4 separate regions of the Mus musculus genome follow, and all the other regions are linked to region 4. A link is a contact called in ENCODE Hi-C or POLR2A ChIA-PET data. All regions are on one chromosome and are shown on one strand. Each heading gives the region's core, a stretch centred on a gene start or an enhancer-like site at or near the end of the contact. The rest is flanking DNA. Distances are from core to core; before and after follow the strand shown. Region 1 holds the start of Cfl1 (cofilin 1, non-muscle). Region 2 has its middle 15 kb from the start of Scyl1. Region 3 holds the start of Ccdc85b (coiled-coil domain containing 85B). Region 4 holds the start of Rela (v-rel reticuloendotheliosis viral oncogene homolog A (avian)).

The links. Hi-C counts contacts between places; a loop is a spot of excess contacts on that map. ChIA-PET counts read pairs that join two places held with the same protein, here RNA polymerase II (POLR2A).
Region 1: POLR2A ChIA-PET joins it to region 4 with 41 read pairs in Patski. The contact joins the promoter of Cfl1 here to the promoter of Rela in region 4. POLR2A ChIA-PET finds 5 or more read pairs at or near these places in 3 of 5 experiments (Patski and embryonic stem cell).
Region 2: POLR2A ChIA-PET joins it to region 4 with 10 read pairs in Patski. The contact joins the enhancer-like site here to the promoter of Rela in region 4. A Hi-C loop is called at or near these places in 1 of 37 maps with a recorded cell type or tissue (adrenal gland). POLR2A ChIA-PET finds 5 or more read pairs at or near these places in 2 of 5 experiments (Patski and embryonic stem cell).
Region 3: POLR2A ChIA-PET joins it to region 4 with 12 read pairs in Patski. The contact joins the promoter of Ccdc85b here to the promoter of Rela in region 4. POLR2A ChIA-PET finds 5 or more read pairs at or near these places in 2 of 5 experiments (Patski and embryonic stem cell).

The regions. Positions count from the first base shown.
Region 1 is chr19:5,489,163-5,492,170 of GRCm38, reverse strand. Cfl1 (cofilin 1, non-muscle) reads right to left here and starts at 1,716. Exons shown (of 4, transcript NM_007687.5): 1 at 1,569-1,716. The coding sequence starts at 1,571.
Region 2 is chr19:5,784,888-5,788,113 of GRCm38, reverse strand. No RefSeq gene overlaps it. Among named protein-coding and RNA genes, the nearest start is that of Scyl1, 15 kb to the right of the region's middle. Within about 2 kb of position 1,509, at least 2 of the 3 ENCODE cell types and tissues checked have a DNase peak (open chromatin) inside an H3K27ac peak, as active enhancers do.
Region 3 is chr19:5,455,843-5,459,123 of GRCm38, reverse strand. Ccdc85b (coiled-coil domain containing 85B) reads left to right here and starts at 1,561. Exons shown (of 1, transcript NM_198616.4): 1 at 1,561-3,281. The coding sequence starts at 1,727. The coding sequence ends at 2,335. It overlaps Fosl1 (fos-like antigen 1), which reads right to left. Exons shown (of 4, transcript NM_010235.2): 4 at 3,186-3,281.
Region 4 is chr19:5,635,967-5,639,479 of GRCm38, reverse strand. Rela (v-rel reticuloendotheliosis viral oncogene homolog A (avian)) reads right to left here and starts at 1,939. Exons shown (of 11, transcript NM_009045.5): 1 at 1,639-1,939; 2 at 1,022-1,048; 3 at 778-929; 4 at 477-625. The coding sequence starts at 1,645.

The DNA.
Region 1 (3,008 bases), core at 467-2,966, 150 kb after region 4:
AGGACAGCAGGGGCAATGCAGAGAAATCCTGTCTCTTAAAAAAAAGCCAAAAAGAAAACAAAAACTTGCTGAGTTGTGAACACCAGATTCAAAGAACCCGAAAGATACTGATTAAAATGCCAGCATAGGATAGATACAAAACACCAAACTCCTGGGCCATAGTCTCATCTCCAGGAAAGAGAATCAGAACACCAGAAATTCACAGACACCAAGAGCTGCTCGGTAGTTTATTGCTCATTAGAAATGCAGTCATTGTATAAATGACACTCTTTCCTGCCGAGATCTCCCATACACAAGAATTACAACCCTTAATTAAGGCCCTGCTGGACAACTCCCTGTCATCCAAGAATGGTGAGTCCTTTAAAAAAAAAAAAAGACTGACAAATTAATAGGTCAAACTGTGATGCCCCAAATCGCCGAAAACTTTCTGCTTTGTACGGCCCTGGGGGACGACCCAATCAGAAATCTACAACCAACCCTCCCCACCACCACCATGGAACTGCAGAGGAAGCTAGCCACGTGATTCACCCGCTTCCGGAGTAGGCGGAGAAAGATTGGACTAGGTTCAGGGCCTCCCCAAGAGACACTCGTAGCCCAGAGGCAGCGAGGCGGCCGGACCTCAGATGTCTCAACGCCTAAGGCTCGCCTTTAGGAATAGGCGTAAACGCAGTCAGCTGGAGAGGTAGCTCTGGCCAGTCTCACTCCAAAAAACAGTTTCCCGTGCCCTCAGGCTAAGCATAAAAGCTGGTGGCTTCCGGGCGGTACCCGCCTCGGTCACTTCCCTAAACGCGGCTCCACCCTCGGCCCCATCCGGCAGAGCAGCAAAAGGCCTAGCTCGGCTAGAGCTGCAGCCGGGATGGCAGGGCCCAAGCATGTGCGCACGCGCTGTTCTAGCTCTAGCCCGAGGTACAGTGACTACAGAATGGAGTGTGTAATCGCTCTTTCTAGAAGTGGGGCGATAGCCTGTACAGGAACCCACTCCGTGACTCGTGTTGCAAGAAGGCTCCAGAACCAGCGTCTCAATCAGGTTCCCCGATGCCTCAGCATCTCCCAGAGCCACACCGCGGCCGCCCCCGCCCCGCCCTGACGGCGGAATCCCTGCCACCTGCTGTGGAGACCAACCTAGCCGCAGAGGGAGGATGATGCGGGGAAGGGAACAGCCCTTGGGTGGGGCGCGCGCCGACACCTCGCGCGCTTTTCCCTAGCGGCCCCGGGCCAGGGTTTGGATGCCGCGTGCTCTGGTCCAGCGCGCGCCATCGAGAACCAGCGAGCGTTGCCCGAGGCCCCGCACACTGGACCCCTCCCCCACGGCCAGTGGCCGCGCTGGCGCAAAGGCAGGATGGGGGAGGGGAGAGGAGCCAGGGGGCGCGCGAGCGACGTCCGAATCGGCCCTTCCCAGCGCCCGGAGGCGCGCACGCGCGGCCTGCCCTTCAATGAGACCCTTAATCTCGCTCGGGGTGCTGGGGGATGGGATACCAAGACCGCTTCTCTGCCGCCCCCACCCCGCCCGGCGCGCAAGCGACGGATCACGAACCCACTTCCCTCGGGCGCAGTGGCCTAATGCTCACCATGTTTCCGGAAACGAAAGGGAGACAGAAAGAGCAACTGAAGACCTGAGCCGCCGCAGCTGCTGCCGGGATCCGACTGAACGCGGCCTCTCCCGGCCCCTTCCGTTTAGTAGGAGCCGCACAATGAGGGGCGGGGCGGCCTTCCGGCGCTTGCCGCGCGGGCCGACGGGAAGTGAAGTCCGAGGATTTTGCACCGAAATAGAACTAGCTGCTACCGGGTTCCGCAGAGCTTGAGGCGCAGAGTAGGCGGAGGCCGAGAGGCGTGGGCTGTTGCACGGAGAGTGAGCCCATTGGTGCAATGGACCAAAAAACGCTCTGAGCCAGAGGCCCATCGTTTGATAAAAATGACCTGAATATAATTCTCTACTTTCTTTATCCCAGAAATTAAGTGGTTTTTTGTTCTTTATGGTTCCTGAAAAAAGATTTTGAATCATCAGCTTGGGATCCTCTCTCACAGAAAAGAGAATCGCCAAGTATAACGGTGTCTTCAAGCCAATAGAAATGCTCCCGTGGAGTAAAATTTCAACAAATAGGATTTTTTAAAAAACAGGAAATGCTAACATAAAAAGTTTGAGAGCTTTGGCGTTGTCTAAAGACGTTTGGCAAATTGTTAGATCAAACGTAATTCATGGGGGAAGGGTGAAGAGTTGTGCACTAAAAATTTCCTTATGGCCGGGCATGGTGGCGCACACCTTTAATCCCAGCACTCGGGAGGCAGAGGCAGGCGGATTTCTGAGTGCGAGGCAAGCCTGGTCTACAAAGTGAGTTCCAGGACAGCCAGGGCTACACAGAGAAACCCTGTCTTGAAAAATCAAAAAACAAAACAAAACAAAACAAAACAAAAAAAAAACTTCTTTATGTTTCTTTTACGATACAGGAAAAGGAATACTTCAATTTAATTCCAGAGTTGATAGGTTTATGATCATTTTAGCACAAAGACTGAAGAGAATCTATATGAAAGCAAAAGTTTAAAATAAACTGGGGTGGGAACTCCAGGAGAATTTCTCTGACCTGAAACAATGACCATGGCCTTAGAAAAAAAGGGCAAAGTCGCAAACAACTCAGAGGCAAAGGAAACCGGGGCCCTTGACCTCCCCAAGCTGAATAAAGGGTGTAAAAGAGGAGCTTCCCCAGGAGCGAGGCAGCACGCAGAGGATGCCGGGGGTTGTAGTCAGGGGATTGTAGTCAGACTGCACCCGTGGGCTACACTGCGGGAGCTCCAGGTGACTGCACCCGTGGGCTACACTGCTGGAGCTCCAGGTGGAGGCCGAAGCTTGACCCCCTTCTCTCCCAAGGGCCCCTCCTAAGGAGAAGGCTGGCTCCACCTTTTTCGAGACTAGCAGTTTCCCAGAGCAACGGGGGGAGGGGCCACGCAGTTACCCTGGAGACGCACTCCTTCCGCCCCTGGTCGCGGGATGCCCTAGATGTCCTTATTAGGGC
Region 2 (3,226 bases), core at 260-2,759, 150 kb before region 4:
TCTGCCTCCCGGGCACTGAGACTGCGTGTGAGGTCTGGGTATGTAACTCGGGTCCTTGAGCTTACAAGGCAAGCCCTTTATCAACCGAGCTCCCCAAACCCAGCAAGCTTTTTCCTATTTCTTTTTTAAGGTTTGGTATCCATATATTGCTCAGACTGGTCTGAAGTTCTTGGGCTAAAGGGAACCTTGGGCCTCAGCTTCCTGAGTATCTGGGATTGCAGCAGGTGTCACTGTGCCTGGCTTAGAAGGAATGTGTTTGTTTGTTTGTTGGTTTGCAGAGGTGAGGCCGGTAGAACTCACTCACCACATAGCTGAGCATATTGGTTAGGTTTTTGTTTTTTGCCAGTTTGACACAAGCTAGAGTCATCTGGGAGGAGGGAACTTCAATTGAGAAGATATCTCCATCAGATTGGCTTCTAGGCCACTCTATGAGGGCAGTTGTTTGATGGGCAGATTGTCTGCACTGCAAAAACCACAAGCTGAGCAAGCCATTGAGAGCAAGCCGGTGAGCATCCTCCATCTTCTCTGCCTCAGCTGCTACCTCCAGCTTCCTGCCTGGGCTTCCCTCCATGATGGACTGTGACACACAAGTATAAATAACTCTTTCCTCCCTACACTGCTTTTAGTCTGGGTCTTTATCACAGTACTAGGAACTGGAACGCCAAGGCTAGCTAGAAGCCATGGTCCTGCTGCTTTGAGCTCTCGGATTACAAACATGCCCTGCCAGGCCTCATTTGGCAGGGGGTGGGAACTACAGAAATAGCTCAGTGGTTAACAGCGAGCTCTTTTGCTCGCAGCAGAGGATCTAGGTTCATACCCAGCACCCAGGAGTCAGCTCACAAGAATCTGTAACTGGCTATCTGATGCCCTCTTCTGGCCTTCTCAGGTACTGCTTGTGCGTGGTGCACAGACACACAAGGAGGCAATACACTCATACACGTAAAATAAAAATGAATAAATCCGGCTGGAGAGATGGCTCAGTGGTTAAGAGCACGGGCTGCTCTTCCAGAGGTCCTGAGTTCAATTCCCAGCAACCACACGGTGGCTCACAACCATCTGATGCCCTCTTCTGGTGTGGCTGAAGGCAGCTACAGTGCACTCATATAAATGTTTAAAGAAGAAACTGAATAAGTCAAGCACGACAGTGGTGAAGCTGACAGCCGAGGGTCAAAAAATGCCTGCGAGCCAAGGCTGACCAGAGCACAGAAGAGCCACAGATCCCCCGAGTGGAAGCAGAGAAGGCCAAGAACCCCATAAAAGCTGTGGGGTTGGCCTGTGCTATCAGCTTCCCACTTGGTGTCTTTCTTCATCCTTAGCAAGCAGGAAGTAACAAGGACTGTTTGCATCAGAGGAAGGGAAGCCCAGCAGAGCACGGGGGCGTCCAAAGCCGGTGAGTAAGAGAGTTGAGGGTTCAGGGCCTTCTCCCAACCAGCTCAGTTCCCTGAAGCTGGGTCTGGAGTACAGGCCTGAGGAGCCCGGCAGCCTTGGGGAGGCTGAAAGTCACTACCACTGAGGTCCACTAGAGGGCGCGTGATGCCCAAGTTGTCACTACCTGACTCTTCTACTCTGAACAACCAAAGGCAAATAAGTTACTAAGTACGTGTGTGTGTGTGTGTGTGTGTGTGTTATGAACCAAGCATAAATAATTTTGTTATTGTTTTATTTTTTTTGCCCAGGCTGACCTCAAACTCAGCATCACTCATCTTTGCCTCTGGAGTGCTGGGATTAAAGGCCTGCACCACCAAGATTGCTAAAAACAAATCTCTTTTTAAAAAGATTTGGGCTGGTGAGATGGCTTAGCGGTTAAGAGCGCCGACTGCTCTTCCGAAGGTCCTGAGTTCAAATCCCAGCAACCACATGGTGGCTCACAACCATCCGTAACGAAATCTGATGCCCTCTTCTGGAGTGTCTGAAGACAGCTACAGTGTAATTACATGTAATAAATAAATATTAAAAAAAAAAAAGATTTATGTGGCCGGTTGGTGGTGGCGCACGCCTTTAATCCCAGCACTGGGGAGGCAGAGGCAGGCAGATTTCTGAGTTTGAGGTTAGCCTGGTCTACAGGGTGAGTTCCAGGACAGCCAGGGCTATACAGAGAAACCCTGTCTCAGGAAACCAAAAATATTTATGTGTTTTATGTATATGAGCCAGATCCCATGATGAATGCTTGTGGTTGCTGGGGCTTGAACTCAGGACTCTGGAAGAGCAACTAATTCTTTTATCCACGGACCTGTTTCTTCAGCCCCCCAACCCCCAAATGGATCCTTAAAAAAGAAAAAAAAAAAAGGGTGAAAAGAATGGTTTTGGACTTAGGAAACAGGTTGCAAAAATAGTTTGGCACATTATATGCCTTTTTTTAAACCAAGAAACACACAGGATAAATTTGCTGCTACATACGCTGTTTTGACATTGTTTTCAAGCAAGAACACATTGCTTATTAAACACAACACAATCTGGAACAAATGGAATTGTGGGGCACATTGGGCTGAGCCAGAACTCAGCTGTGCAGGGCAGTCCTGCCAGGAGAGAGGTGGGGAGGGGGGAGGGAGGCGGGGTCAGGAGAGAGGTGGGGGGAAAGGAGGTGGGTTGGGAAAAGTTAATATCATGATGCAGGAAGCAGGTCGTTGGAGGGCTGCTTTGGAAATTGGAAGTGTCAATGATTGGCTGCGGTGCTGTTACTGAGGGTAAAGATGGGGCCATCACTGAAGATGTTCAGGTAAGTGACGGCAAGGGGGTGGAGAGTCAGTGAAGTCGGGCTGGTGACTGGGTCCCGGAACACATACTTAAGTCCTGCTTGGAGCGTGGGAAGAAGTGTTGGTGAACTAGAGATGGGCAAAGCTATGTGGTTTAGAGGGATCTAGAGATACGCAGTGGAAAGAGCTGGGTTGGGGATTGGATGGGGAAGAGCTTGTAGGGTCTGAGATGGCCTCAAGGTGTCCTGCCTTGGCCTGAAGCCAGCTCAAAAGCCCTCTGCTGACAGCCTCCCTCTTACCACAGACCACTGCCAGTGCCCAGTGGGTAGAGCGCCCAGTCAGTTCCCTGACACCCTTTTCTGCACAATGAGCATACTCTAGCCCCCCATTACCCACCTTTGTTCTCTGCACCCCCTTTTGGCTCTTCCGAACCTTCAGTCTTCTCACCAAGAAAGAAAGCCCACTAGCAGCTGACACACTCTCAGAAAAGGGGTTGGAAAGGAGAGGAGAGGCACACTGGATCCCACTCTCTC
Region 3 (3,281 bases), core at 312-2,811, 180 kb after region 4:
ACAGCACACGTGGAGACTTCTTTGGCGGGGACAGAGTTGGGGACAAAGTCTCCTACAGATCAGGTCTTGAATTTGCTGTGGGGAGGATGACCTTGAATTCCTGAGGCTCCTGCAGCTCCCTTCCAAGTGCTGGGATTACTGGCAAATACCAACACAACTGGCTTCAGAAAAGTCTTTTTAAAATGTATATTTTCTTGACTGTGGTGGTTCATGCTTGTAATTCCTACACAGAGGCCAGAGAATCTCCGTGAATTGGAGGCCAACCTGGTCTACTTTCAGGCTCTCCAGGATTACATACCCTGTCTCAAAACATTTTGAAATGTTATTTCCCTCTTTAAAATTCTACCTGGCCTTTGTCAAGCCTCTAGCCCAGAACTGCAGGTCCTTAAGAACTCGACATCTATCCGCCATTGAAGTCTACTTCCCTTTCCAACTTCAACCTCTCAAGCACTGGGATTGCAGGATAGGAGCCACCAATATACCCTGCTCTTCAAAGCCTCCTCATCTTACCACTTCCCATATACCCACGCTTACCAGACTCTCAGAACTAGCCTCGCTTAATCCTAAAGGAGCTAGACTCTCCAGGGCAGCAGTGACTCTTCCCACACTTCTTGCTTCTTTCACATACTCTTTCTCTCTTGGCAGTCTTGTATTTTGTGTTTTGATGACAGGGTCTCTCTACATAGTCCTATCTGTCCTGGAACTCCCTGCTGGCATCTTATGCATCTTTAATGGCCCCTCAGGTATTTCCTCTTTGGGAAATATTTTGGGGATCTCAGAGACTACTTCTGTATCACATCCTTTTTTTATGGTCCAAGAATAAACCAGGGCCTTCCACATGCTAGGTAAGTGCGTTGTCATTGAGCCATATGCTCAACGTGAGCTTCTGTGCCTGCCCTCTCTCTCTTCCCCAAAAGATTCTCTCTCTCTCTCTCTCTCTCTCTCTCGCTCTCTCGCTCTCGCTCTCTCTCTCTGCAAGACAGGGTTTCTCTGTGTAGCCTTGGCTTCTTCTGTCAGATTTTGACCTTTTTGATCAAGTACAGGATTATTGTTAAGCGTATTTCTACACGGACCTTTCACACAACAAAGGTTTATTAAACAAACAAATCCTTTGGATGGCCCATCCTGCAGGCAGGAAACGGTCCCTGGGAGGAAGGGAGGGAGGGTTGGGAATGGGCCAGGACCTTTGACTCTAGATTCGGAGTAGCTGCGAGGGAGTGATGCTTCATAGTTCTCGGAAAGGAAGAAGAGCCTGGTAAGCCATCTGTTTAGCTTCTGTTGCGGAGTGGGAAGGAGTCAAAGGCAGACACCTGAATATCATTTCTCAAAAAGTGCTCGAGGGATTTTGGAACATGGAGTCCTGTAACGCCTTCAAGTCCCGCTGAGATGACCATAGAAGGAAAGGAGAGAGAAGGTCTCTACTGTTTGAGGGTCGTGACACCCAGGTCCGGAGTGGGCGAGAAAAGAGAGCTACAGGCTTAGGCTCCGCCCCTTCCTGGGAGACTTTCTGGATTGGCTGTTCTTGGGCAACATCACGAGGCCCCGCCCCGGCGCGCGCCCTGCCTCGTGCCCACCCCAGGGTAGCTGCTGCAGCCTACGCTGCCTCTTCCACTGCCTACGGTCCTCGGAGCCAGAGCCCGGGTCGGAGCCTGAGAGGCAACCGGCCCGAGGAGGGGCTCCAGAGCCTCGGCCGTGGGCGGGCGATGCTGCAGCTGCCTGATCAACTATGGAGGCCGAAGCAGGCGGCCTGGAGGAGCTGACGGACGAGGAGATGGCGGCGCTGGGTAAGGAGGAGCTGGTGCGGCGCCTGCGGCGGGAGGAGGCGGCGCGCCTGGCAGCGCTAGTGCAGCGCGGCCGCCTGATGCAGGAGGTGAATCGGCAGCTGCAGGGTCACCTGGGCGAGATCCGTGAGCTCAAACAGCTCAACCGGCGCCTGCAGGCGGAGAACCGGGAGCTGCGCGACCTCTGCTGCTTTCTGGACTCGGAGCGCCAACGAGGACGGCGTGCGGCGCGCCAGTGGCAGCTCTTTGGGACCCAAGCATCCCGGGCGGTGCGCGAGGACCTGGGTGGCTGTTGGCAGAAGCTAGCGGAGCTGGAAGGCCGCCAGGAGGAGCTGCTGCGGGAAAATCTGGCCCTTAAGGAGCTTTGCTTAGCACTGGGCGAAGAGTGGGGCCCCCGCGGTGGCCCCGGCGGCGCAGTGGGCTCAGGTGCTGGGCCCACACCCGAGCTCGCCCTGCCACCGTGCGGGCCCCGCGACCTAGGCGATGGAAGTTCCAGCACTGGCAGTGTGGGCAGCCCGGATCAGTTGCCCCTAGCCTGCTCCCCTGATGACTGAGGGCGCCGCATTTTCCACGCCAATGCCTGCCTGGATTGCTCCCTGAGCTCGGGGAATGCTGTGGACCTCCAGACCTGGTCGTAGCTTCGGCTGAGCACCAGGGCGCTGGAATGGACTGGAAAAGCCCTGGCACTGAGGAGGGCTCCTTGCTCTTGCTGGCAGAGCAGCAGGGGAAATGGAGGCTGAAGTGGAGGGACTTGCTGTGTGGTTGGGTGGGGACTAATAAACTGGGAAGGAAGCAGAGCCCGAAGCCTGGCCAGCTTGTGTCTAGAACTCGCCGGGGTTGGGAAGAGGGCGTAAACCCAGAGATGCAGTGCAGTTCTCATCCGGAGGAACTGCAGAGCTAGGGCTGACTCCCTATTACCTGGGATTGGGGTGGGATTTGAGACGGTGGTAGACCACTAACTCCCCCGATGGGCGCCAAGACAGGCTGAAATCCGGCCGCTGTAGTGGCTCCAGCTCCCTTCCAGGCTCCTTCCTGTCTAAAACAATGGGACAGGAAGCAGGTGTTGGGGGCCTAAAGCCCACTGAACCGCCTGCATGGATGGTGGAAGGATATACCACCGGCCTTCCCTGCCCCCCCCCCAGTCCTTAAGACAGGAGCAGTGTGGGTTCCCATGGGGAAAATAATTGATAATCTTCTTTGCTTGCACTCCAGAGCATTCTTAGTCTCTCAGTATAGGAGACAAGGAAGAGCAGAGGGTCGCCCCATTCTTCAGGTGAGAATATGGAAGTCCAAAAACATATGGTAGTTTCTTCAAGGTCAATGCTGAGACTGGAACCTGGAACTCCTGTTCCAAATGGTCTCCTTTAGCCTCTGGATCCAACATGACAACCCAGACTAGAGCTTCAAGCCTTTTATTCCATTTTGGAAGGTTTGTATAAAAATAGTCTCTTTAGGAAAATAAATAGCAGCTGCCCTTGCGGTGGAGGCTCGGATACCCTG
Region 4 (3,513 bases), core at 690-3,189:
CACGGTGCTACATGCCTATTCCCCTGGAGTTGAGAAGAGGAGGCAGGGGAACCCTAACGAGTTCAAGGCCAGCTTGAGCTTCCTGAGACCAGACTCCTCCTCCTAATTTATAACTGTGTTTTCTTTCCATCATGGAAGTTATAATTCTCTACCAGTATCTCGTCTATCTGTCTGTACAATTATCGCCTGGTTTTACCAACTGGTATTTAAGCTCTAGGAGGGTCCATTTGGATATCTTTCTGATCCAAGAGGCTAAGAGGCTGGCCTGTCCAGCCATAGGGTTTGTGGCTCTAAGAAGATAAGGAGTTCCCAACTGTTAGAGAATTCAAGACAAAGGAGGTCTGTTTGCAAACTGGAGACAGAGTTAAGAACTCTGGATTCTGCCTGTGTTTAGAAAAGAGCAACACTGTAAGAGCTGCCTGGCCGGCCTGCTCCTACCCTGCCCTCACACCACCCCCAGCCCATAGGGAACTCACCTATGGATACTGCGGTCTGGGCAGAGGTCAGCCTCATAGTAGCCATCCCGGCAGTCCTTCCCCACAAGTTCATGTGGATGAGGCCGGTGAGGTGGATCCTTGGTGACCAGGGAGATTCGAACTGTTCCTGGTCCTGTGTAGCCATTGATCTGTCCAAAGTACAGAGTACTCTAGTGGCCAGCAATCCCTAATCTGGCTCTTAGACACAGGGCACGGTGACCAGGAGGCAAGTCTGCTGGGGCTGCACAGTGCGTTCCACCACATCTGTGTCCCAGCGACACCCCTGGGGGCTCTTGCTTACCTTGATGGTGGGGTGTGTCTTGGTGGTATCTGTGCTTCTCTCGCCAGGAATACTGCCCGCTGAGCGCCCCTCGCATTTATAGCGGAATCGCATGCCCCGTTGCTTCGGCTGTTCGATGATCTCCACATAAGGCCCAGAAGCCTGGGCTGGCTCTGTGGGTGACACAGTCAGCCATCAGGTGCTATCCCCACGGCCCCGACTCCAGGACAGCCCCTGACTACTGAGGATGGATGGTCCAACTTACCTGAGGGAAAGATGAGGGGAAACAGATCTGAAAGGGAAAGACAAGGCACATTGTCAATAAACTCCAGTGCCCACCCTCACCTGCGAAGGCCTGACAGAGCCAAGCTCCCTCCCTTCCAAGAAAACTGAGCCAAGACCCTGAAACCTGCCCTGACAGAGGCCGGGGAACTAGAGAAAGGGGACACAGAGGCATTCCTTTGCCAGGGGAAACTGAGTCAGTGCCTGTTTTACGTTCATAAGTGACACTGAGGAGGGGGTAATACCCTCCTCTCCTCTTCTGGGGAAACTGAGTCAGATACTTTCTTCCTTACACGGAAAGGAAGCCAGAACTAATCGCATCGACACGGGGGTGGGGGGAGCCGGAGGAAACGGAGTCAAGATTCACCCGTACCCCCACCCAGGAGGGACACTGAGTCAAGGCGCCCTCCACTGAGAGGGGTAACTGAGTCAGACCCCCTCGCAGCCCGCCCCGCCCCGTGCCACCATCCGGCCTGCCGCTCCCTGCGCAGCAACCCGCGGCGCAGAAAGGGGCGGAAGACGGCGCGGGGAGGGGGGAGATTCCGCCGCAGGCCCCGGAGCTCTAGGGCAGCCATCCCCCGAGCCAGAGGGCAGCCTCACCGTCCATGGTCAGGGTCCCGGGGGCGGGGCCGGGGTCGCAGCTGAGCCCACGGCGCGCTAAAGTAAAGCCATTCGCCAGAGGCGGAAATGCGCGGCGCGCGCCCGTCGTCGCGTCACTGCCCGGAATCCGGCCGCGCCTGCGCGCTGAGCCGCCGCCACCGCCACCGCCGCGCGTGGGGGGCCGAGAGCAGGTGCGCGACTCACGCTGGGCGCGGAAGGTGTGCGGCGGGCGCGCGGGCGGGGACACCGCAGCGCGGCGGGAGGACGCCGAGGCTGTTTGTCCCGAGGCCGGCCCGACTACAAGCTCCGCAGCGCGGCTCGCTCGGGGTCCCGGTCCCGTTCCCGGCCCCGCCTGGAGGGCGGGCCCGCGATTACTCACTCTGTTTTTAGGGGATTTCGGGTCCCGTTCCCCGCCCCGCTCTGATCTCAGGAGTTTGGTGATGTCACCCTGGCCGGGACTGGAGCCGAGCCAGGGCTGGTGGCAGGCTGCGGCCATTCGCCCTGCGCAGGGAGAGGCCCAGGCCTGCTGCTCCCGCGGAGGCCAGTGACTGAATTCCACACGTTTTCCTAAGCGTGCAGGGGCCTTCTGGGGACCCGCGTGCTACGGGCCACATGCTCCCCAACCTAGATCCGGCTGCGCGCAGGAGTGCTTCGCGGAGCGAGCGTGCTGCATCCGACAGGCCTTAGGGTAGAGGGGCAGACCGAGGACTAGGCAGACACCTGTACCTCTAAGAGTCCCTGAGAGCCATGAGTGCTGGAAGAGCCCCAGGGCTTCGTCTGCACACATAGGTGCTGTCTGCTAAGGTTTAGATCTTTAGGGATCTCCGGAACCAGCTAGGGTCACACCGTGAACATCTCCTTCAAGGCCTCCCAGGAGTCCAGGCTCCAATGAGGAAAGCGTTTGTAGGGAGCAAAAATTGCCATCTAAGCCAAGGGCAGGTGTGCAGATTGAGTGTGGGGACTCTGGCCGGAGGACGCAACACATCAGGCTGCCTCCACTATGCCAGAAGGAGGAGGCGCCTCCCGGGCCACAGGAGGTTTCAGCACTCAGAGAAAGACTTATTTTCTCTAAATTAGGAAATCATGTGGGAATTGGAAAAGATTGGAAATTCTGAATTGCTTTCCCAGGCTCTGAAAAAAACAGGAAGACAAAAGTGAAAATAGTTACGCCCCTCCCACTCATTTCAGTTTCTCACTTGGCGCAGATTAGAAAAAGCAGTTTAATATTTTGCGAGGGCGGATGTCAAGGCGACAGAATGAATATAATCTCCAATTAATGGCACACAGCCATCATTGGTCCTCACATGAACCACTTGTAAAAACACATATAGTTACAATTTAAGTTAATATGAATACCAGCGTCCTTACTAAAAAGTAAAGGCTAGAAATGAGAACTCAGTAGTTTTTGCATAACGTTGCAGGAAGCTGGGATTTGATCTCTGACTCCAGGATGCTCCAGTAATCCCAGCGCTCATGGGGTCAGACGTTCAACGTCATCCTCCTCTACATAGTTTGAACCCATCCAGAACTACAGAAGATGCTCTTTAAAAAAGGATGGTTGCAGGCTGGAGAGATGGCCCATCAGTTAAGAGTCGATAATGCCCTTGCAGAAGACCAGAGTCCAGTTATCAGCAACTGTAACTGCAGCTTCCGGAGACCTCACACTGTTCTGGGCTCTTGAGAGCAACTGCATTCACATGTGCACATATATACAAAAATAAAAATAATAAAATAAAATAAAAGATAAATGTGAGTTGTGTTTGGTAGTGCAGGCCTTTAGCCCCAGCACTCTGGAGGCAGACTCAGCAGGTCTCCTAGTTCGAGGCCAGTACAGTCTATACATAGTGAGTTGCTAGACAACCAGGACTGTATAGA